Linked DNA regions of Mus musculus: all the other regions are linked to region 3. Evidence: chromatin loops called from intact Hi-C (ENCODE). Cell type or tissue: heart. All regions are shown on one strand.

Region 1 (8,000 bases), 91 kb after region 3:
TGGGAAGGTGCTTACCTACCACGGACAGAGGGCTGGGTTCAATTTGCAGCACCAAGCAAAAGTGGGTTGAGAAGGACGCGGATGCTGGGAAACCCACTTCTCCAAGGTTCCACAGGTCTAAAGGTGAATGATGGCACACACACCAAAGATCATTAAACAGATCTAAGGCTGTTCTACAAGAAGCTGCTGAAAATTCGTTTTCTGAGAAAAGAACAGGCCTGAGGAGGAGGAACACAGAAGCGTCCACAAGTTCATCCATCCGGCAACAGGCACAGCGTTCCTATTAGGCCTTTCTGAAGAACTGCCAGCGTAAGACGCATAAAACAATTAAACTAAGGCAATCCAGCTAGTGGTAAAGGCTGTGAGTAAGGTAAGAAGAATAGAGAAATGAGGTGATTTCTTTAAAAAGCCAACATCTGAACTGCAACTTGAATGACAGAAATGAACTGGCCAAGGCAGACTTGGAGAATACTGGAGCCCCGGGGTACAGGAAGAGCAAAGGCCTTCAGGCAGTTGTTCAAATGCTAGTAGATTCAGACATAAGAGAAAGAGATGAAAACCAAGAATACACCAGCTCCAGCGTACAGGACTAGGTAGGAAGTACCTAACAAACCTGATATTCAAAGGCTGACCTCCAACTTAACGACACCTGCTTGCCTCTGCCTCACAGGAGTGCTGGGAATTAAAGGTTTCTGTCACCAGGCCAGGCCAGGGTTTTATCCTGAATGGGAGCCTTTCAATCAAGTAAGTGTGTGTGTGTGTGTGTGTGTGTGTGTGTGTGTGTGTGTGTGTGTGAGTGTGTGTGTGTGTGAGAGAGAGAGAGAGAGAGAGAGAGAGAGAGAGAGAGAGCACACCCAAGTGAGTGTGCGAGCACTTAAACTAAAATTTGAGGAAACTCTTAGGCTGTGATATGAGGAATGCACCGTAAGTAAGTAGCCAAAGTTGGAGACAGGCCAGGAAATTACTTCAGTTGACCACATAAGAGACTGTGGTAGTCTAGCAAGGGCGGTAGCACCAGGGATGGAAAAGGAGTGCACACTGAGTGCTGTAATCTCTTTTAATTAAAGGCTGGAGAGATGGCTCAGTCATTAAGAGCACTTGCTTCTTGTTGAGAGGACCCCAGTTTGGTTCCTAGTACCCTTGCCTGGTGGATCATAAACTCGTAACTACTTTAGATCTAGCACTAGGGAATCCAGTACCCTTTTCTGGCATGTGCGCACACACACTCACATACACATTAGATATAGACATACACAAAAAAATAAATTGTAAAGATTTGTAAAAATTAAAGAAAAAAACCATGTGACAGAGAGTACTTGCCATCTGGAATTACTTAGGAGATGATGAACGACAAAAGAGACTTACAGGTCTTAGGGAAGCTTATGAGACATCAGCCCAAAGTGGCATTAGCAGACTTAGGCTACTTCACCATACTTAGCCTTTGAAGTTGGGGTTTAGAGGGCATTTCATTTCTGGATAGGCTCCTTTGGAGTCAGTGGTTAAAAACCAAACAACAAAAAATGTGTAATAGATGGCACATACCTAAACCCCAAAGCTAATACAGTAATTAAGTATGCTATGCAGCAAAATAGATTCCTCCAGACTCTTATGGACTGGGATGGTAACAGGTGCCTGCATGTGGAATACAGTATAACTAAGGGTTAAACCTAAACTTCCCTGTGAAGTCATTAGATACAAAAAACTTCAGTAACATTCCACATTGCACTTGCTGCCTGGATTGTTTAACAAGCCAAGTAAGCCTACACGCCATTCGGTGTCTGTTTTACTAAATCTCACAGTATCACCAAGAGACATAGGGGGAAAACTTTCCACACCATGGCTTTAATAACTACTGCTTTTCCAACATGGTGGAATTTCACCCTAAAAGGTCCATAGGCCATAGCTGCAAATACATACGTACATACATACATACATACATACATAACTCAAAAAAGTACCGGTATGTAAAGCCACAGCGAGGGGTGGCTCTGAGATTACAGCACTAACTACTCTTCCAGAGGACCTGGGTTTGGTTCCCAGCAACACAGCCACTCATAATCCTCTGTAACTTCAATCCCAAGGATCCACCACCTCCTTGAGCACCCAGGAATGCACAAGGTGCACAAACATACATATAGGCAAAATACCCATTAACATTAAATAAAATAAATAAGTAAATAACAAATGTAGTATGATACCATATTTTTGTAAAGCAATTGCAAAAGCATCTTGAAGGATATGAACTAACATTCCGGCAAGAGGAGAGACGCGATTATCATTCTTTCCTCCTCATGTACTTCTATAAACATCTCCTCCAATCACTACAAAAACATCTCACAAAACAAAAAATATTGTTTTAGAATAGTAAAAAGGGTGAGGGTTTTTTAAAAAAATCTGAAAAGGGGGAAGTGCAAAAAGAAAATTCTCCTTTGTCTATATCATCAAGATTCCAAGTATGGGAGAAAAAAAAGAGGGAAAATCCATGATCTACACAGGAGGAAAAGATTTGATACGAGGTCCGTTACTGCCCAAGGGCACACCCTTCAAAGATAGGGGTCTAAATTCCTAAGACTTCTTCCCAGATTTGATGGACAGCAATCAATCTGTTTCCTCGTTCCTTCCTGCTGCTTTCCACAGAAACACTATAAGTATCTTGGAGAGGGGGAAATGTCCCTTTTCGAAAACACGATGGAACATCCAGGCTTGGTTTTCTGGTCTGAGTGCGGAGGGCAAAAGGGTGGGCGGCTACACTGAAGGAATCTGCGCGAGCAGGGAGTCACCTGAAGCAGGAGCACGCAGCTGCTTCCCCTAACCTCCACAGCAGACACAGGGCAGCGAGCGTTTCCAGACTAGAACCCTTGGTAAACTGTAGGTTTTTCCCAATTCTGGTACGGATAGCTGCCAAGTGACACCACAACACAAAATCGGGAGGGTGTCTTCCACACATGCAGGTATAAATGCTTCCTGAAGCTCATCAGGCGCTCCAGCTGTAAACCCAGGGCACTCCATTACTAAGGCCGCATCCTCGGCTTTTCCAACTGGGGCAACTAAAAGCATCCTGCCGCCTCGCTACAGTTAGCAAGTATCATCTTGGCTAAAATCCTAACGTTTAAGCAGCCACTTCGGAAAACTTCGGCTTTAAGCAGCGACACGGATCTCAAACCATTGCCAGGCTGTTGCCCTGCATTCCTTCCGATAACGGTGCTGCTACCTGCTCCATTGTCAGCCCCGGCTCCACGTACTGAACCAACAGAACTGAACCAACAGAAAAGGGGAATCCTTTAAATCCGCAACACAATGGAGGCTAAAGAAGAGCTCTGGCTTTTAGGATGGCAGCTACCAACACACCACAACAAAAGGGCCCCGTCCGGGTGACTTCATCGAACCCACCAGGCAAACGCCACCGCCCGGCCTTCGGGGTGACTGTCCCTAACCCCCTGCACGCCCGCGCCGCCTATGGGGCCCTAAAAGTGAAAGCACCCGGACTGCGGGTGCCTGTGCAGCCCAGCTGCAGGCTGCCGGGCCAGCGGCTGCGGGCTCCCCGGGTGCAGCGCCCAGCCAAAGGCGCCCGCTCCGCCGCAGCGGTCCCCGGGTGCGCGCGGCCACAGAAGTGGCGACGCCAAGAGGGTCGCCGAGGAGGGCGGTGGGCCGGGGAGAGAGGGGGGGACGGGACACTCACCCGCCCAAAACAGCGGCGGGCGGGGAGGGTGGCGGCCGGGAGCGTTCCGGACGCCGCTGTCGCTGCCGATGCTGCTGGCCGCCGGCCTCCTCCCCTCTGTTTGGATTCGATAGACCACGTCACTCTTAGCCACGAGACCCGGATCTGCGGGCTCCCCGAGGGCGGCGCAACAGATTGTAGCACCCGGAGCCGCTCGTGACCCTACCTAGGGAGCATGCGCGTGTCGCGCGGGCCACCTGCGTCGGAGGGGGGCGGCTCCCGCAGCTCCGGCGCTGACGTGCGTGGGCGCGCCCGGCGTGGGGGAGGCAGTTCCGGTGTGGCGGGGTGGGGTTGCTCCACCGAGAAGGAAGGGCAACCCGGCTGTTAAGTTGTCCCACGTCGCCTCCGTGCTGTCTTCCGTGGTCATGATCATCTGACGTGTCTGTCTGTTTGTCGAGGGAATGGCTTCTGTCCACGGCGGTGTTTAGTCATACTTAGGCGGAGGGGCGCGCGCACAAATTGATGACTGCTGAGACCCGGTCTACCTGCAGAGGTGGCGGTGGGAGTTCATCATCAGGCACGCGTGAAAATCGGAACTCGAAGATTACAGAAGCATGTCAGCTGGGAGGTGGGGAGGGATGAGTGATCCTGATGACGTTCGGATTTTGGATTGGAAAACAGACCTAAATTAAGTTCAACCTTAACCTTAAAAGAGAGATGTTAGAAGCCGGATGTGATGGCTCAACAGCAGAAGCAGAGACAGGCTGGTTTGCAGAGCGAGTTGCAGGACAGCCAGGGCTGCATTGAGAAACCCTGGGGGAGTGGGTGGGAGTATGTGAATTTGAGCCCAGCCAGTGCAGCATAGAATATGTCTGGGTTTTTTTGTTTTTTGTTTTTAAAAGTGAGGGGAGCCTAGCCATGGGTTTGCCCTCCTAGTGGAGGAGGGAATGTGGCCAAAGGAGGTAGCAGCACACCATTCTTGGGCTTGGAAGTTAGGAAGCAGTATTTCAACAATCCAAAGACAGCTTAATTCCCATGTAAGAAAGGACGGGAAATACCAGCAAATTGAAGTGTGGAGCCTGATAAGCAAAAAGAGCACCTCTGGAAGCAGCTGTGGCAGCCGTAATTCTACAGATGTATCCAATGACCTCGAGGAACTCTGGACGAAACTAAGCATATTTTTATAAGAAAGTACAAGAAAAAAATTATCCTGAGAATCTAAAGTCTGGACAAAAAATAGTGAACGGCAGAAAACATCCACTTGGAATTTCATTTTCTTCCCTAATAGTTTAACAATCTGACAACAAAAAAAGAAAAACAAAACCCTTTAAAACAGTGCTGCACAGTCTGTCTTTGGCTACATGGTTCACAATCCGTGTTCTACTGAGGTATGGCCTGCTTTCTTTGGTAAGGTTACAAGTTAGAAAAGAAAACAAAACCCGACCAGCGAAAACAAGCAGGGGAGCTCTGTCTTCCCTGGTACACACTGTAACTACAAAATTTCAATGAAGAAACATCCCATATTTAAAACAGAGGAAAGAAACCTTCATGATTCTCAGTGGCTGAGCTGAGAAAAACAAAACTGCTCCGGGAAGTGATGGCACATCCCCTTAATCCCAGCACGAGGAAGGGAAGGTCTGTGGAACTCTTGAGTTTAAGGCTCCCTGGTCCATAGAGTTCCAGGAGAGCCAGGGCTACACAGAGAAGCCCTGTCTTGAAAAAACAAAACAAAACAAAAAGCGGTGGTGGTGCACGCCTTTAATCCCAGCACTTGGGAGGCAGAGACAAGGCAGATTTCTGAGTTGGAGGCCAACCTGGTCTACAAAGTGAGTTCCAGGACAGCCAGGGCTACACAGAGAAACCCTGTCTCGACCACTTGCCAAACAAATACACCACGAACCTGACTTCCCAGCTTGTAATCCACTTGTATGCGTTATTTTTACTTTATTCCTTAAAGTCACCTATTTTCTTTGACGTCTGCATGAAATATTTTCAGAGATTCTACATCAACCAAGTGACACTATCCTTTTTCATGTAATACTAGCACTTTATGAAGACAGCATTTCATACACATATATGTAACTTATTTTTACTTCTATGTGCATTGGTTTTGACTGCATGTATGTCTGTGTGAGAGTGTCGGATCCCCCTGGAACTGGAGCCACAAGACAGTGCTGAGCTGCCATGTGGGGGCTGGAAATTGAAACCAGGTCCTCTAGAAGAGCAGCCACTGCTTTCAAACTCTGAGCCATCTTTCTAGGGCCCAAGATGGCATTTGTAATTGTTCCCATCCTATTGGATGCTCTTGACATTTCTTTCTTTTTCTGAGACAAGGTTTCTCTCTGAAGCCCTGCCTGTTCTGGGACTCATTCTGTAGACCAGGGTGGCCTGGAACGTAGATCTACCAGCTTCTGCCTTCAGGGGCTGGGGTTAAAGGCTTGCACTGCCATGCCCAGAAATGTTTACTTCAACTCTTGATAGGTTACAAACATTACGCTGTTATCACTGCTGCCTTATGCAAGAATATTTTACAAAAATATTTGTTTATTTTTACATATCTTGTTTTCTTCAGGTGACACCATATTCGTCTATCTCATTTTTCTTTTACCTAAGCATATGTATGTTGTCTAATTCATTTCAGATTTACTGAAAATTAATTTTCTAAGAATTCTTTTGTATTTTAACATCCTTATTGAGGTATAATTCCTAATTCTGCCCTTTCAGTTCCATAGTTTCAAGAGCATTTTTGGGCTCAGAATTTTACACCATTACTAGTGTTAAAATACAACATATTTTCATTATATTTGTGCTTCTTTTGGAGACATGAGGTCCTTGTACTCACACAGCACCAGGAGAACCAGGAATGTTAACACTTGTGTCTTCCCAACAGAGGAGATAAAATCAAATACCCGAATTCCATCCCCAAAGCTGAAAGTGGATGTTGTTAGTTAATGACCTGGTGACCTTTTTGCTATCAGTAGGGGCAGACCTCACCCTAATTCCCAAGAATGATTACCTCAGGTGCTTCCCTCCCTAGACTCTACTTATTCTTAGTTTAGATGTCTCCTGGCCTGTTGACCTCTATGCTGTCAGAGACCACACTAGAGTCTAGGTCTTTTAGCTATAGAACGCCCCACCCCTCACCCCCCCCCCCACACACACACACACTGATGGTCACAGGTACCTTGTAAAGAGTTTCTATCTTAATCTTTATTGTGCACCTGGATTTGGGCTGATTGGACTGATTGCTGCCTGGAAACCTTTTCCCAAATTCTATTGTGCTTTTAACTATGCTGGCAATGAGTTACCTTCTAAAATCTGACCCAGGTTGACAAAGCCAGTCTGCACCAGGATTTCATTTTCTTCTTTTTGAGGGGTTCACTTTCCTATATGACACCAGCAGGGACCCCCCTTTTTTCTTTTTTCGGGGGCGGAATTGAGACAGGGTGTAGTTCCAGCTGTGCTGCAACTCACTCTGGAGACTAGATTGGCCTCTAACTCAAAGAGATCTACCTGTCTGTGGGGATAAAGGCATGGGCCACCATTGCCTGGCACATATTTTGAATGAAATTTTATAGATATAGATTTGAATAGTTTTCCCCCCAAGATAGGGACACTATGGAGCCCCCCTATCTTGACTCCATTTTCTTTTTGATTGAATGATTTCTTTTTGAAAGAGGGGATCAAATAAAAGATGAAATTTATAAGTTAAAAAAATGTGTGGGGGGCAGTTTTATTAGGAAGTAGTAAGGAGAATCCTTGGGAGAGCAGGCCTGGTGGGGGCAGAGGGGGGGCATAGTCCACTGTATGTCCTCAGTACTTGCTTTATAAAGTAAGTTACAAGAAAAGATGTTGGGCCCGGCAGTGGTGGCACATGCCTGTAATCCCAGCACTCGGGAGGCAGAGGCAGGCAGATTTCTGAGTTCGAGGCCAGCCTGGTCTACAGAGTGAGTTTCAGGACAGCCAGGACTACAGAGAGACCCTGTCTCAAAAGCAAAACAAAAAAAAAAAAAAAAGAAAAAGAAAAAAGAAAAGATGTTGGGATCCTAGGTCGCCGCCAACATGAACGTCAGTGATTCTTACCTCTGGAGTGTCCTGTTACCTCAGGGTTTGTTGGATCAGTAGGATAGTGCTAAAATGTGGCTTCTGGGGGTAACTCATAAATATGCTCATTGGAGCTTCCCTGTACCCCTTCTTTTAGATTACCTGTTTGGAGGGGGCTGTCACTCTTTAACATCAGCTCTATGAAGAGGCCCAGGTAGAGAAAACAAGAGTCCAGCAGCAGGGCCTAATGACACAGACCTGTAATCCCAGCAGCTGTAGAAACTTAAGGCAGGGATAT
Region 2 (8,000 bases), 540 kb after region 3:
GTATCCCCAGGTAAGTGTGTTTAAATGGTCTTGGCAATGTCATACTGACTCATCCAGGCCGTTCTTTTCTATAAACGGGGCCGACACACATTCATAACACGCCAAAGGGACAAAGGAAACACTAATCCTCAAAGCAGGGATTGGAGACACTGGGTGCCATCAAATAGAGAGAAACTCTGTCAACTTCCCTTTTCCTCAGTTCTGCTGTGGGCATCTCTTACCTTTTACCTCTTTCTTTTCGTTTAGTGATGAAATAGCTCCTAAGTTCATCAGAACAATCCCGTTCCAAGCCAATGACCAGCTCTTCAGATGAGCTAAACTCCAGCTCTGTTGGACTCCAGGTAGCCACTAACATAGCATTTAGCATTCTTTCTTCCCCTTTCTGCCACATCTCATCTCACAGCTCTAGACTCCCCCATAACTACCCTGAGGAGCTAGATGGTATGGTGGAAACACAGCAGTTGTGTGAGGTGTGCCTACTGCTGCTGCAGCCTGGCTAGGAGTGAGCAGGAGAACCCAGGGCCCTGCATTTGGATGCTGATAGAGCAACAACCCTCCCCTACACACACCCCAAAGGATTAAGCTCTTTCTGCAGAGGGAGTCTGGGAAGATTGGATAAACTCTTTGAGTAAGGAAGGTATTAGCTGGGAAATGATGCAGCAAGTACTCCAGGGGCGCCTGGGACCCTGATGGAGTCTGTCCTTGTGTTGGACAAGACGGCCCTAAAGACAAGGCAGGCATTACAGGAGTTGCTAGTGGCTATGACAGAAGGTATCTGGTTTTCTTTTCTCTTCCTTTCCTTTTTAAAAACTCTTTTATGTGTATGAGTGTTTTGCCTGCATGTATATCTACACATGTCTGTGCCCAGTGCCCATGGATGCCAGAAAAAGGTATTAGATCTCCTGGGACTGGAGTTACAGATGTTTGTGAGCTTCCACATGGGTGCTCAGAACTGAATCCTGGAAAAGCAGCCAGTGCCCTTTAACCACTGAGTCACCTTGCCCGTTCAATACCGGGTACTCAGAAGGCTTCCTGTAGCTGATTCCATTGCACACAAGGTTTTAGAAATGACCTGTGGCTCAAGATGTTTTGTTTCCCTGATCACGTCCCATTTCTTACTCCAAATTGTGGCGTCCAATGTAGGTAGTAGAGTGGTAGCCACGTTGCTCATGATAACATGGCTGTATGGTAGATGGGGGCTTAGAAAAATGATGGGGTACTATCACATGGAGGCCAGAAAGTGAATGACAAGATGCAAGTCTCCCTGAGTGCCCGAATGGAGTGGATGAAAGCGGGAGTGTAGCCCCTCAATGTTGTGGCTGATGCCTCTCCTCTCTAGTGCTGGGACCCAGCAATGCTTGGGAGGAAGGGGAATATATGTGAACCAAGCGTATCCATCCCTCTGGCTTCTTCTTCCTGTAGTCCCCCAACTCTTACGCATGTTAGCGAATGGGGAATCGGGGTCTGAAATAGGAGTTTGGGTCAGGGATACTGCAGTTCAGCATTTCTTCTTGTCTTTGGAATGAGTCTTTCACCTTATCAACAAAACCAAACAAAACAAACAAAAACAAAAGCAAAAAGAAAACAACCTTCAGGTGAAATCTGCAAGTAGAAAAGGCACTATTTACCAGCTATTGTGATTTACCCGAAGTTGACTGGATTCTTAAAATGAATGTTCCTTTTGCTTTCACAGTAGTTTAGAAAACACTGGGGGGCTGGCTATGAAGGCTGACACAGACTGCTCTTGCATGGGGCATGAGTTCTGTTTCTAGTGCCTACACCAGGTGACTCAGAACCACCTGTAATGTGACTCAAGTTCCAGGTGATCCGATGGCCCTGCCTCTGTGACATGTGCACATGCCTCCATTCCACCCCATATAATTTTTAAAGGACATTTTACACTAGCTTATAGATCCTGTATTAATTGTTATGATACATGGGTTGCTGCGACAAGACGGCTGTTCTCCCACAGATGGGGAAGTTAAGAGTGGAGACAGCTCACCCAAGGTCACACAGCCAGCAAGTGGCAGAGTTTAGGGTTTCTCTTACCCCGGCACCTGTCACCATTATTCTTAGAGATGAGAAGTCACTTGGACACATAGCACGCACTCCAGTTCAGATTGCCAGCTTCCCTCTGGGTTGTTTCCGACAGGTGCATTGTGACCCTCTGGGCATTTCAATGATGGTCCCCCCCGCCCCCGGCTTTTATTTCTGTCCTGGAATTTGCAGCCTTGACTCATGAGGAATGCATTCGGGAGCATTCAGGTTTAGGGAGACAGACATTCTTCTTCAGCGACAGAAGAGGAAGAAAAGGAAGAAGCAGAGAGAGCTCAGCTGAAGGGGAGGAATTGTTCTAGCAGGGGTGGGAGTCAGAGCCACTTCCCTCTGACCTGAAAGGCTGGGGGCTCCCCTCTGCCTCCTGTCTTGGGTCGAAGTAATTCTGCAGGTCAACCAGTTGCAATGCCAGCTTTTGTGAAAAGTCTCCTGAAATCTATCTAACTTGTTTGAATGTCATTTTCCTGTCTAGAAAACGGAGATGGTGATGTTGTCTTCTGCACTGGGCCAAAGAGGATTTAAGAGAGTAATTCACTAGCTGAAGCAATTTGATTTTCTACTGAGAGGTTCTATGCATGTATAAATGGTCACATATCAGTGATATTTACATATCAGTGACATGTAAATGACACATACAAATCATTATCAATTTTAAATTATCGATAACATTATCAATTATCAGTACATATCCGCTATATATATATATATATATAAATGATAATAAAATATCAGTCAAAATTTCAAAGATCTTAGTGATTAGCACAAGAGAACTTTAAGAAAACATTGGACATGTTGTAGCTATGACAAAAAGTAGATTCGAGAGAAGGAATGTCTAAGACCAGCACGTAAAAACAGTAGAACCAGCCTCCTTTTTTCAGGAAGTGACTCCATTTTGACAAAGTCTTGGGCAATATGACGTTGGACACAGAAACCCAGGAGACCTGAGTCTATACTGAGACCTGAAGTCATGTGCCTATGAGGAACCCTGGACGGTCATCTCCTGCTGCCCTCTGCTGGTCATGGGTGATTCCTGCATCTTGAGAGGAGGTTAGAGAGAACCTGTGTGCCACCACCCTTCCTGGCCCTCTCTTGCCTCTTCTTTTCCCATCCACAGTGGTCCCACTGAGGCTTGGCCTACAGCCTTCAAAGTGTCACTTTCTCTGCAGCATACCTAAAGGTCCCCCAGTTCTCCCTAAGTTCTTATAAACTGGCAGAGAATGCTGAGATGCTCAGGAGTAAAGAACCAGCGAGAGAGCTTTCCTGGAGAGCGTTTGTTCTAAAGAGTAAACATTTGTTTTAATGATTTAACAAAGCAAGTAAAGTCTGGCTTAGCAGTGCATGCCTATAACCCCAGCATTTCGGAGACTGAGGCAGAGGGATTGCGCTAAACTCAAGGCTACTTGGCTACATAATGCGTTCTAGGCCAAGCTTTGTCTAAAGTGAGACCATGAGACCATGTCAATAAACAAAAGTCAGAGGAAGTGAAATGCAGGCTAGCCTCAAACTCACAGAGATCCACCCGCCTTTGCCTCCTGAGTGCTGGGATTAAAGGCGTGCGCCACTGTGCCCAATGGCCCTCCTCTTTAAGAAGGAATCAAGCTTTTAGGGATGAAATCTTTTTATTTCTTTCGTGGTAATTCTGGAAGAAAATTTCAAAAAAAGTTTTACTTTTTTTTTGGTATGAGATTGATTTTATTTTACTTGAAAATGAAAAGCTGAAATTACTGGTTTTATAAAAAGTTTAAAAAATGTAGTTTTTGCTCATACAAATATAGGCAGCCAAAGGTAGGGGTGGTAACTCCAGGTACATCACTGGGGTCGTTCTACCTTTCTATGTGGGGGTAGATATGGGCAATATCCGTTGTATATGTAAGTAAATTTTTCAATAATGAATAAAAGATGAAAAACATATTGAATGAAAAAATTAGAGATAAACAATTCACAAATTTCAAATTGACACTGTTCTTAGTAGCATAATAAAATCTCCTGCTGGCCTGCCACCCAGGAGGGGAATTGCTCCTTTGTCCAGTGTATCAATTCTGTATGGTCCCTGCCCACTGGATACATAGTAGCCATCTCTTTGTCAGATCAACCGCCCACATCCCGTGGTACATGCATTTAAGTATCTCTCCCACACTAGCCTAAAGCTATGCTAATTTCATCTTTAGGCTCTGTATCCTCTCACATTGCTGGAAGAAGAGTGAATACAAACTGCAATTCAGTAATCAGGGCTTGGTGGCTCACTCCTCTAATCTCAGTACTTAGGTGGCTGAGGTAGGGGGGCTGTAAAGTGAAACCTTGTCACAGAATGACAAGAACTGTTTGTTCCTAGAAAGAAACTGTATTTTATAACTTTAATTGCAGTGGATTGTCACAACTGTTCTATTTTACTACCATTATTATTGTTAATTTCTTTTTTCTTTCCTTTTTTTTTTTTGTTTGTTTGTTTTTTGTTTTTTGAGACAAGGTTTCTCTGTGTAGCCCTGGCTGTTCTGGAACTCACTTTGTAGACCAGGCTGGCCTCGAACTCAGAAATTCACCTGCCTCTGCCTCCCAAGTGTTGGGATTAAAGGCATGCGCCACCACTGCCCAGCCTGTTACTTTCTTTTGTACTTGATTATAAATTACTCATTATATATATATATATATATATATATATATATATATATATATATATATATATATACATGTGTGTGTGTGTGTGTGTGTGTGTGTGTGTGTGTGTATGCATGGGTATTGTGCATGTGAATGTGTGGACTGCAGACTTCAGAAGAGGGTATCATGTTTCCTGGTGCTGGGGTTACAGGCAGTAGTGAACCACCCAATGTGGGGACTGGGAACCAGGTTCTCTGGAAGAACTCTCTGTGTTTCAGCGTTCCACTGGGGGGGAGGGGGGAGTGTCACCTACAGGTAGGAGGGACTGCTCTGTCTGCTTTCCTTCTCTTGTGAATGTTAAGGCTATGGATGCTTAAGACCAGATGAGGGATTTATGTTCTTGGTTATCCTTTTACTTGATGTCTCCGGAGGCTCTCCTTGCCTTCCTGCAGGAGCTGGTTAGACATGGGGTCCTTGACCAGGGCATCCTCTTTATTTTATCATAGACCTTTTGAAACAGACAGTGTGCAACTGATAAAACCCTCGTGATTGCAAAAATCTCTGTTTATGTCCCTTGGTCGTGGCTGTGATCTTTGATCTCCGACCACGGAGCCAGCAAGCATCTGCAACCAGATGATGAAGAGGGTACCCGCCATGTGCTCCTCAACCTTGAGGAAGTGGGGAATCTCAAGGATCCTGGATTAACCACATGGGGAGGGAGCCTTTTAGAACTCCTTTCAGCCACTCCGTTCCTCAGAGTAGCCAAAACAGCTATCTCACCAAGGCGAGAAAAGCTTTACCTGCCAAAGTTGCCCAACTTCCTTGAACACAACCCTGCCAGCCACTGGACTTCTAAGAAATGGCTAGGCTGCAAATAATAGCCATTGTGCGTGCTTCCTAAAGTTGGTGCATGGACCTATTGGTGGATGGTCGCTATGGCTATGAGATGCTGCCTTTTTTCCTCTCTGTGACACAGAGGATAGCTGAGTGACAAGGATGGCAGTCATTCGATGCAGACAGACACAGCTGGATGACACCTCTCTTCCAGTGGGATATACCTCAGGGTCAAGAAGACTAGGCCTGATTAAAGGGGAAAGGAACCTAGAATGTTCTGGAACAAGGCAAAATTTATCAGGAAGGCTGATAAAATCCTATCTGACTTCAAGCAAGTGACAGCAGTTTCCTTCCTGGGGGCTGCCCAGTGTTTGACCTCCTCCTGCTTGATAAGTAATTTGGATTCTCTATGTCAGCCTGCTTTGACCAGGGCCCAGCCCTCTGACACACCACTACATTCAATTCTAGATGGTCACTTTGTTGCATTTACTGGGGGTTCACTAGGTGCCAGGCACTTTTCAGATATGCTTTTTCTTCTTTCTTATCATTTTATGCAATTATGTCTCAGTTTGGGTTACTATTGCTGTGATGAAACACCATGACCAAAGCAGCTTGGGGAGGAAAGGGTTTATTTAACTCACAGTTCCATAAAACCGTTCATCATCAAAAGCATTGAGGGCAGGGACTCAAGCAGGGCAGGAAGCTGGAGGCAGGAGGTGATGCAGAGGCCGTGGAGGAGGAGGGCTGCTTACTGGCTTGCCTCCCATAGCTTGCTCAGCCTGCTTTGTTATAGCACCCAGGACCTCCAGCCCAGGGATGGCACTACCCACAATGGATTGGGCCCTCCCTTATCAATTACTAATTAAGAAGATGCCTTACAGCCGGGCATGGTGGCGAACACCTTTAATCCCAGCACTTGGGAGGCAGAGGCAGGCAGATTTCTGGGTTCAAGGCCAGCCTGGTATACAAAGTGAGTTCCAGGACAGCCAGGGCTACACAGAGAAACCCTGTCTCGAAAAACCAAAACAAATAAACAAACAGACCAACAACAAAAAACTCTAACTTGTGTCAAGTTGGCATAAAGCTAGCCAGCACAAATTGTTTGAAAGTTGGCCCAGGTTGGCCCAGAGTAGCCCAGGTTGTCCTCAAACTCATGATATTCCCTGTATCCTTGTGTGTTATACTCACTGTATTTTTTTTTTTAATTTAATCTCATGGTTACTATTACTGCCACTCTACAGATCAGGTGACTGACCCAGAATCTCAGTGCCTTTCTTCAGGTCACACAGGAAAGGCATGGCACAGCTTATTACTGCCTGGAGCCCAAGTCCATGCTGTCCACTCTACTGCAGGCACTGGACTAGCTGCCAGTTTCCTGATGCTTGGGCCTCGAAAAAATCGGGACACACTTGGTGAGGAGTTTGAAGCCTAAGGAGACGAGGCCAAGGCAGCAGTGGGTCACTCTTGACCTGGATGAAGTAAGGTTTTGAAGATATGCATATTGTGAAATGTTGTCAAGATGTCATGGGGGAAACAAGAAGGTGTGGGGGAGGAATAGAGTTGAAACGGAAAGCATTCTTAGAATAGATGACATGCTTCCTGCATGACCAGCGGCACTGGGAGAGCTTGCTGAGTGTCCAACAGTGGCTTGAATCCTCTACTTGTACGAACTCATTGAGCCATTCCATGCGGTCAGACAGCAGCACCATGGGTATCCTTGGTGTATAAATGGGAAAGGAGACACAGCCACTTCAGATGAAGCCACACTACTTTGAGTGGGAAGAGCTGGGTTCTGATCCAGCTGGTAAGGCTGGGCGTCTGTGGTGTTCATTCACCATTGGCCAGTGTGTCTAGCCCTCTCTCTTCCTCGGTGCTGCGGCTGGGTGCACCTGCCTGGCCCTCAAGCAGATTCAGTAATTGCATACAAAAGCACTGTGTTTCCTCCCTTAGAGCCTTTTAAATAGAGATTTCTAGCCTGTCCTTTCTCATCTCCAAAGGAAGCACGCCAATGCTTCCAGAGAGCTCCCTGAAACCAGAGCTAAAAATGGGTGCGCCCAGCCGGGCGTGGTGGCGCACGCCTTTAATTCCAGCACTCGGGAGGCAGAGGCAGGCGGATTTCTGAGTTCGAGGTCAGCCTGGTTTACAAAGTGAGTTCCAGGACAGCCAAGGCTATACAGAGAAACCCTGTCTCGAAAAACCAAAAAACAAACAAAAAACCAAAAATGGGTGCGCCCATTTTTTTTGTTGTTGTTGTTTGTTTTTGGGATGGAAGTTTTAGAACAATTAAAAGCAAGTACCCAAAAGCTGTTGTGAAGAGCTTACCAGTCAAACATGGCACAACCTGGTAGCAAAATACTTGAAGACAGCGGTGGCTTGTGGTCCCAGCATCGGAACCCCCTTGAGCATTCCGACTGCGACTAAGTTTAAGGGGACGGGAGGAATCCTGATTACAGTAGAATGCGAAGTGCTAATTGGCAAATGTGCCAGGACTGAGAAAACCCCCATCTGCAATCATC
Region 3 (8,000 bases):
CCATCCTAACTGCACAGGGGATCCAGCACCCACTTCTGGCCCCTGTGGGCACTGGGCATACACTGAATGCATAGACACACACGTGCAGGTAAAACACACAGAAAGTGGAAATAAATATATCTCTAGAAGAATAAAAAGCCTAAAGTCATATGAGATAAACACCATCATTGTAAAATACGTGTCTGGACAGTTTTCATCTTTATCTCTCTTACCTGCCAATTTTATTCACAGTCTACGTTAAAAAAATTTTTTTAAATCCCATTCATTTAAAAAACATTAAAAAGGAACAAAGTTTAATAGATTGGTGGCACATGCCTTTAATCCCAGAGTTCAAGAGCAGAGACAGGAAGATCTCTTGAGTTTAAGGCCAGCCTGGTCTACATAGCAAACTCCAGGCCAGCCAGGGCTACACAGTGAGACTCTGGCTCTAAAGACAAAAGGAGCTAAATCGTTTCTGGAACCTGGTGCTAGTGTAGGGTCTAGTGAGATAACACATAGTTTTCCACTTATACCCCAGGGGTTTTGTTTGTTTGTTTGTTTTGTTACGGTTCAAAAATATATTTTGTATTTTTCAGTTCATAAAATTTCTTTCACAAGCCACTAATGCATGTCATGTGGGATTTTGAAAAAGTCAGTTTCAGAGTCACACACTGTGATCTTTGAGCATCTTCCGTTCCCAAGGAGACGTGTAGTCTTTCCTATATTCTCAGGGAGCAGCTGCACGCTGCCTTTGGGTTTGCAAACAGCTCCGTGACCTAGTTCATAGTACAGAGCTTCACTGGATAAACACAGCCACCATGGAAACCAGAAGATTAATGTTTGGTTGGTAATTCATTGAAAAAACAAAAAATAAAACTCATGATTCAGCAAACTCAGAAACAGCTTTTAAAGCTGAGAGCGTGGTGAGGTTTGCCTAGGGGCGGTGAGGGGGACGGTGTCTGATGAATTACTGAGGAGAGCAAAGTTGAAGAAGGTGGCATTGTGACCACAGAAGAGACATCCCAATCTGCTTTCCAAACAGGAAAATAATAAGGATAGTAATTATGTTTTATATTTTGGTTCCTTTAAGTGATTTTGTTTTTTAATCATCTGCTCCAATTGGGATTAAAGGTCAGTTTCTACTGTTGTGTCTGCAGGTAGACATCCTGGTCATGGTGTGCATACACTGCACTCTTCTGAGGGTTTTCATGGAGTGGCTCACCTAGGGCCTTTCTGTGTCCGAGCCTTCCTTACAAGGTCCAAGGGTTGCGGAAGTACTGCAGCCAATGGTGACGGTCTGTGTGGGTGACAGACCTGCCAGCTCTTGTCCTCAGTTTAATGCTTACCTTTCCTCCTAGGAATCCAAAAATCCTCGTGGAATGCCTCACCCCAGACTTCCGAGGTGATCTGAGAGCAGTGGAGAAGGTGGCTCTGTCTGGATTAGATGTGTATGCACACAATGTGGAGACTGTCCCCGAGTTACAGAGGTGACTGCCCGTCAGTGGGTCCCAGTGCTGTGACCTCCCACCTCACAGCTGCTCCTTCCTGTCCCCGCTTCTTCTGCTCCTTTCATTCAGTTCTTGCTTCACAAATTAGTAGAAAATCAGGAATGCTGCCAAGAGTGAGTGGCCAAGGGCTAGAGAGATTGCTCAGGAACTAAGAGCACACGTGCTTGTGCAGAGTTCCGGGCATCTCTGAAGGCAGCATCACTGCACGTGCATTGAATTGTGTTTTTCCCCCACAGAATACTTATGAAATGGAAAATGATATAACAGAAAAATCACTGTGTTAAATCTTCTAAAAAGTAGACAGGGTAGCTGTCGGTGACACTGCCCTATTATCCCAGAGCTTAGAAGACTGAGGCAGGAGATCAAAAGTTTGGGAACCAGCCTGGGCTATATATACCTTTTCTTTAAAAAAAAGCCCAGAGTGATACTGTACGCCTTTAATCCCAGCACACAGGAGGCAGAAGCAGGTGGGTTTCTTGAGTTTAAGGCCAGCCTATCCTACAATTCAAGGCCAGACAGCTACATACATGCCTGTCTCAAAACAAACCCCAAAACAATCACCCCCCCCACATACATGCACACAAAACACTAGTATGCTCTAGTCTTCCTATTAATCTTAGTTGTTAGGAATTATGAAGAACTGTTATTCTACATAAAGAGTATATTCAGATTTCAGAAAAATTAAGAGTATTTTAGCTGCAGACAGATTAATATTTTCCTTTAACTTTATTGTGGATTTGGCTGTGATTTAATTAGCTACTCTTCACTGTTCTGTGTCTCAAATCTACAAGAAGTTACAGTGAATGGTACCAAGCACATTACTCCTGGATTGTAAGCATTCCAGAGCACAGCGTTAATCCAGAGGAGAAATATTTTGTCAGAAATGATTCTGGGCTGACTAAAGGACTCAGTGGGTGAGCTGTGTGTTGGTGAGCCAGATGACATGAGTTCAATCCCTGGAGCCCACGTGGTGGAAGAGAACTAATTTCAGCAAAGCTGTCCTTGGTGTCCACAGGTACCATTGTGAGTGTTTGCACACATGCACGCGCGCATACACACACACACACACACACACACACACACACACACACACACACACACGGTATCTTGCTAAGTGCACCCCGCTGCCATCCTAGCCCAGCACACATGTACACCCATGTACAAGTCATGAGGTTGAGGGGAGAGGGTTGCAAGTTCAAGGCCAACAACATGGATAGCATTACTGTCTCAGAAAGTATCAGTTTTCTATACTGTCAGTTTTATAACATTTTTAAATTGCTGTGTTTTAACTTGCATTTGTATGTGTGAATGTGTGCATGTGTGCAAGGACACAGACATCTATGTACAAGTCAAAGACAGCTTATTGGTTGTTGGCTTTTTCCTTGTATATGGGTGTGTTGCCTGTGTATTGTGCACATGCAGAGCCTCTGGAAGCCAGAGGCCAGAGGATGATGTCAGTCCCCTGGGACTAGTTGTTAGCCCCTTGTGGTACTGGAACTTGAACCTGAATCCTCTGGAATAGCAGCCAGTTTTCTGAACTACTGACCCATCTCTTCAAACCTCTGCCTTTTATTTAAATTAAAACAAACAAACAAAAATCCAGCACACAAGGCTGCATTAGAATTCAGCCAAGTGCTGATCTTACCTGAGTTTCTGCCAGCCCGTTGCCTTTCTTCTCATTTAAGCCATAGTGCTTTGGCCACTGTTGAAGGGTAGCACCCAGCCTGTTCCAACCCTGTGGCCATATCGCCAGCAGTGGGTGCCAGTCTCCCTGGTTTCACTTAGAAACCTTATCCAGCCAGTGAAAATCCCAGAATGCTTTTCCTCTGAGCCTGCAGTGCTATTACTTGCCAGTAGAGGGCAGGCCAACCTGCAGGAAAGACATGCTCATAAAAGTTTCAAAGTGGATGTTCCCTCCTTGGAGGTTTGTCTTGTCTTCTGCCAGGTTTCTTTTCTTGCTAGAGGTCATTATAATTTTGAGTTTCAGAATTCTAATTTCTCAATGTATAAACCAAGTGATTTTTTTTTTTCTTTTCGAGACAGGGTTTCTCTGTATAGCCCTGGCTGTCCTGGAACTCACTTTGTAGACCAGGCTGGCCTGGAACTCAGACATTCTCCTGTCTCTGCCTCCCAAGTGCTGGGATTAAAGGCGTGCGCCACCACGCCCGGCAACCAAGTGATTTCTAGTCTGGTTTTCGCTGTCTCAAGACTTGGGAGGCCTAAAGAGTTGACAGACCCAGGAAGCCCGGGGAAGAGCGGTTTTCTTTTCCATGTTAATAAACTTTGTGCACAGATGTACCACTAACACATATGCTCAGTGAACCGTATACTCTAGAGCAGTGGCTCTCAACCTCCCTAATGCTGAGACCCTTTAATACAGTCCCTCGTGTTGTGGGGACCACTGGCTATACTATAGTCTTTGTGGCTGTCACACAGTGTGGTTTTGCTACTGTTATGAATAGTCATGTAAACACTGGCGTTTCTGATGGTCTGAGGCACCCTGTGAAAGGCTAAGCAGCTTCTTCTAGAATGTGCTTTCTGAGCTTCCAGCTGCTTGCACAACAGTGCAGTTGGTTGAACTTGTTTTGTCACTGAGAGCCACCCTGTTTTCCAGGAAAGTTCGTGATCCCCGGGCCAATTTTGACCAGTCTCTTCGTGTACTGAGACATGCCAAGGAGGTCCAGCCTGATGTTGTTTCCAAAACATCGATAATGCTGGGCCTTGGTGAGACAGACGAGCAAGTCTATGCCACACTGAAAGGTAAAGAAGCTGAAAACAAAACCCTCCCCATTTCCCTGAGTGGTAGCAGGAGCTCCATTCTAAAGAGACTGTTAGCTTATGCCTCCTCCATGGTCATCAGTGCCGATGGCCCTGAGAACAGAGCACCTGCTGCAGGTGCAGGCCAGTAGGAGCACCGCTGCCTGCATGTCCACCTGCTGCAGGTGCAGGCGGTGGGAGCACCCTTGCCTCCATGTTCAGAACCAGAAAGGACATGGGCACAAACGGCAATATGTGCGGGAAGGGAGCCTTCCTAGGTCATGGAATGTGTGCATTTAGCCCTCTTCATCTTCACCTGTTCAGTGAAAACAGGATTTCATCCGCTCTTCTCTTTCTGCCTCCAGATGGTTTGAGAGGCAGTTAGGTACCAGGCATTGGTGGGTAAGGAAGATGCTGAAGCCATGGCTATAGCTTAGAGGTAGGCACTTGCCTACCAAGTACAACCAACAGAGAAGGACTCTGGTATGCCAGAGGCTAAGCCACACTCTGAGAACACATCCTGCTCACCGAGGAAAGTCCTAGTACAGCATGTTTGGCTCAGATAAATGCTTTTGCCCCAGAACCGTAGTTCCTTTGCCTTTTCTTTCCATTCAGGTAGAGTTGGAGTTGTTAAGAAAACACTTTAGGGCTCATGAGATGGCTCAGCTGTTAAGGCTAGGCTCACGCCGGGCGTGGTGGCGCACACCTTTAATCCCAGCACTCGAGAGGCAGAGGCAGGCGGATTTCTGAGTTCGAGGCCAGCCTGGTCTACAAAGTGAGTTCCAGGACAGCCAGGGCTACACAGAGTAACCCTGTCTCGAAAAACCAAAACAAATAAACAAAAAGAATCCCCCACCCCCTGGAAAAAAGGCTAGGCTCACAGCCAAGAAAATAAGAGTTCAGTTCCTAGCAACCATGGCTGTCTCTCCAGCCATCAATAAAAAAGAAAAGAAAAAGAAAAAGAAAAAAATATTTGAATGAAGGCTTAAGTATGGGGATTAAGAGAGACAGTAAAGGATTGTCAGGCTTGGCCGTGGCTTCTCAAGAGTCCTCTCCCTTCGCCTTTTATGCCTAACAGACTTCCTGCTCCAAATCCTCTCCTCCTATTTTAGCTTTTATTTGATACCATTAAATGCACTTATCTGTTTTTTTTTTCCCCCCTCTGAACCTCTTGCGCCACCAGGTCCAGCCTTATATTTTCCCTGTCTCCCAGTTTCACACTCCTGTGGTAATCATTGCTGTGTTTCCAATTCTCATTGGAATCCATGGCTCGATGTTTTTGAATGAATGGGTTTCTCCCATCTTGTATTGCCTATAACTGTGACAACCCACAGCATGCAAGTCCCCCTTACAGTACACCTGTAATTGTAACTGAACGCCTGCTAAGTGGAAGCTTTGCTTTTTCCCCTTTCAGCTCTCCGTGCGGCCGACGTGGACTGTTTAACTCTAGGGCAGTACATGCAGCCAACGAAGCGCCACCTTAAGGTACAAATGTCTGAGTTGCCAAATATTTTCTTAGTAATTTGAAGTAAGTCTTTATTGTCCACAGGTAGAAATTAGAAACCATTAGCTTTGTAGGATAATGTCTGTGTGTTTGTAGAAGTTTCCGTCTTATTGCTGCATAGAGCAGCAACGCTGGTACTTACTGTTACACAAACTGTCCGAGAGTTGAGAGGTGGGAGATAGTACTTCCTGCATTTGGTGGTCCTGTGACTTGGTTACAGTTGCCTGAGAGACAAAGCTGACTTAAGAGAAGGAAGGCAGTTTTCTGTTTCTATGATGGAGCGTTTATTTACTGGAGACTATTGTGTGGAGTAGTATCGTGTGCTGTAGTGAGCTCGGGCTGTGGTTCCGTGGTAGAGCCTAGCATGTGTGAGGCCCAGGGTCAACCCCTATACTGCCAAACAAAGAAAAGTAAAATATGCCAGGATTAGTGCTAAACATAACATACAAGCTGAGTTGGTCTCTCCTCAGGCAACTTATACGAGGTCTTGGAGTGACATTAACGTGCTTGCAGACTGAGGTCAGGTCCCAGAACACACTTTTTCCCCCTTAAGTCAGGAATGGTGGAGTATGCTTATACTCCCAGCACAGGGGAGACGAAAACAGGTAGATTCCTGGGGCTCACTTGCCGGCCAGCCTGATCTACTTAGAGTCCCAAGCCACTGGGGGGCCTTGTAGCAAAAGAAGGTGAGGAGTACCCGAGGAGCGGCTTCCAAGGTTGTCTCTGGCCTGTACACATGTGCGTGAGCACCGACAAAAGTGTGCATGCACACACATGCATATGTGCACACACATACAGACTCTTATAGGCACAACCAGTTCTGGCTTCTACTGTTAATAAATGAAGAACAAATATAAATGCTCTATATTCTTGTTTTCTTTACCCTTTGGAAAAGCTAATGTAGTAAAAGTGTTCTCCTTCCTCTCTAATTCCTCTGTGGTTATGCTCTAATAGAACCCAACACATAATCCAACAAAGGTGGGGGTCTGGGTACTACATGGGTATAGACTTATATAGAATCAAAATCACTAAGAATTCTGGAGTCTGGTCTAAAGTGATTATTTACATCAAGGTTGAAGAATATGTTACTCCTGAGAAGTTCAAATACTGGGAAAAAGTAGGGAATGAACTTGGATTTCTCTATACGGCAAGTGGTCCTTTGGTGCGATCTTCATATAAAGCAGGTAAGCTGACTGCAGGGGGTGGCTCTGTTCAGTCCATTAACTCCCACAGCCGTGCCCATCCCAAAGCTCCAGCCAACGCTCTAAAGCAAGTTACAATGGCTGTGGTTGTCTCTTACCAGGGGGATTAAAAAGAGGTCTTCCTTTCCTAGAAGGTCTCTCATAGCTTTGCTCCACAGGGTCATACTAAAAGGCTTCTCTTTAGCTTCATTTGTTTCTCATACACATCCTCGCTGTTCTCGATATCTCAGCCATATGACAAGAACACACACCATTCGCGTAGTTGGTTATTCCATGTGTGACTTTCAGTAGCGGATCTCCCAGAAACAGAGCATAGCCCATGTGATACAGTTTTCATTTGACAGTGGTGCCTGCTGCATCTCCATGTGCATCAAAAGCATTGCTTCTTGCACAGTTAATCTCCTTGTTGATCCCCTAGACATAAAAGGGAAAACTGAAATCATTTTATCCCTAAACAACTTTCTAGTGGTTTTACTAACTTATTTTTTACTTTTTTTTAAGACTTATTTACTTATCTCATGTAAGTAAGTACATTGTCACTGTCTTCAGACCAGAAGAAGGCATCAGATCCCGTTACAGATGGTTGTGAGCCACCATGTGGTTGCTGGGATTTGAACTCAGGACCTCTGGAAGATCAGTCAGTGCTCTTAACCACTGAGCCATCTCTGCAGCCCCTATTTTTTACTTTTGATATGTAGCTCTTGCTTTGGTAAGCTGACTGAGCTCATTTTGAAAGTATAGACATTTTCCAAGGGGTTAAAAACTCATTTGGAGCTAGGAATGTACTTCAGTGATAGAGCTCATCCAAGCATGCTTTAGGCGCCAGGTTCAGTTCTCAGCAGCACAGGAAGAGAGTAGGAAAGAAGCCGGGTAGTCAGGCTGCGGGGCCAGCATTTGGGAGGATGAAGAGGAAGCTGTTCCTCCCGTTCGTTAACTAGGGTCATCCATTGGGATTGGTAAACTAGGTGTTTAGGATATGTACAAAATATGTTAATTTATTAATGGTCATCTAAGGGATTTCTGTGTGCACTGAGATCTGAATCACAGATA

What was found. Hi-C counts contacts between places; a loop is a spot of excess contacts. Peaks named below come from ENCODE experiments on the same cell type or tissue, not always from the same donor. Only the 100,000 strongest peaks of a DNase experiment are listed, where the experiment ranks them.
Region 1: a loop joins it to region 3, with 2.1 times the contacts of the local background. A loop is called at or near these places in 4 of 42 quality-filtered maps.
Region 2: a loop joins it to region 3, with 4 times the contacts of the local background. A loop is called at or near these places in 2 of 42 quality-filtered maps.

The regions. Positions count from the first base shown.
Region 1 is chr5:65,489,057-65,497,056 of GRCm38, forward strand. Smim14 (small integral membrane protein 14) reads right to left here and starts at 3,827. Exons shown (of 5, transcript NM_133697.4): 1 at 3,680-3,827. In heart, a CTCF peak has its summit at 3,455; DNase peaks (open chromatin) are centred at 955, 3,065, 3,475 and 3,845; H3K4me3 peaks cover 2,497 bases; H3K27ac peaks cover 2,527 bases.
Region 2 is chr5:65,935,156-65,943,155 of GRCm38, forward strand. It overlaps a transcript of Chrna9 not described here. Among named protein-coding and RNA genes, the nearest start is that of 4930480C01Rik, 12 kb to the right of the region's middle. In heart, a CTCF peak has its summit at 3,074 (motif pointing left); a DNase peak (open chromatin) is centred at 3,056; H3K27ac peaks cover 626 bases.
Region 3 is chr5:65,398,510-65,406,509 of GRCm38, forward strand. It overlaps Lias (lipoic acid synthetase), which reads left to right. Exons shown (of 11, transcript NM_024471.5): 7 at 1,338-1,466; 8 at 4,102-4,247; 9 at 5,659-5,729; 10 at 6,821-6,932. Among named protein-coding and RNA genes, the nearest start is that of Lias, 11 kb to the left of the region's middle. In heart, a CTCF peak has its summit at 3,328 (motif pointing right); a DNase peak (open chromatin) is centred at 3,352.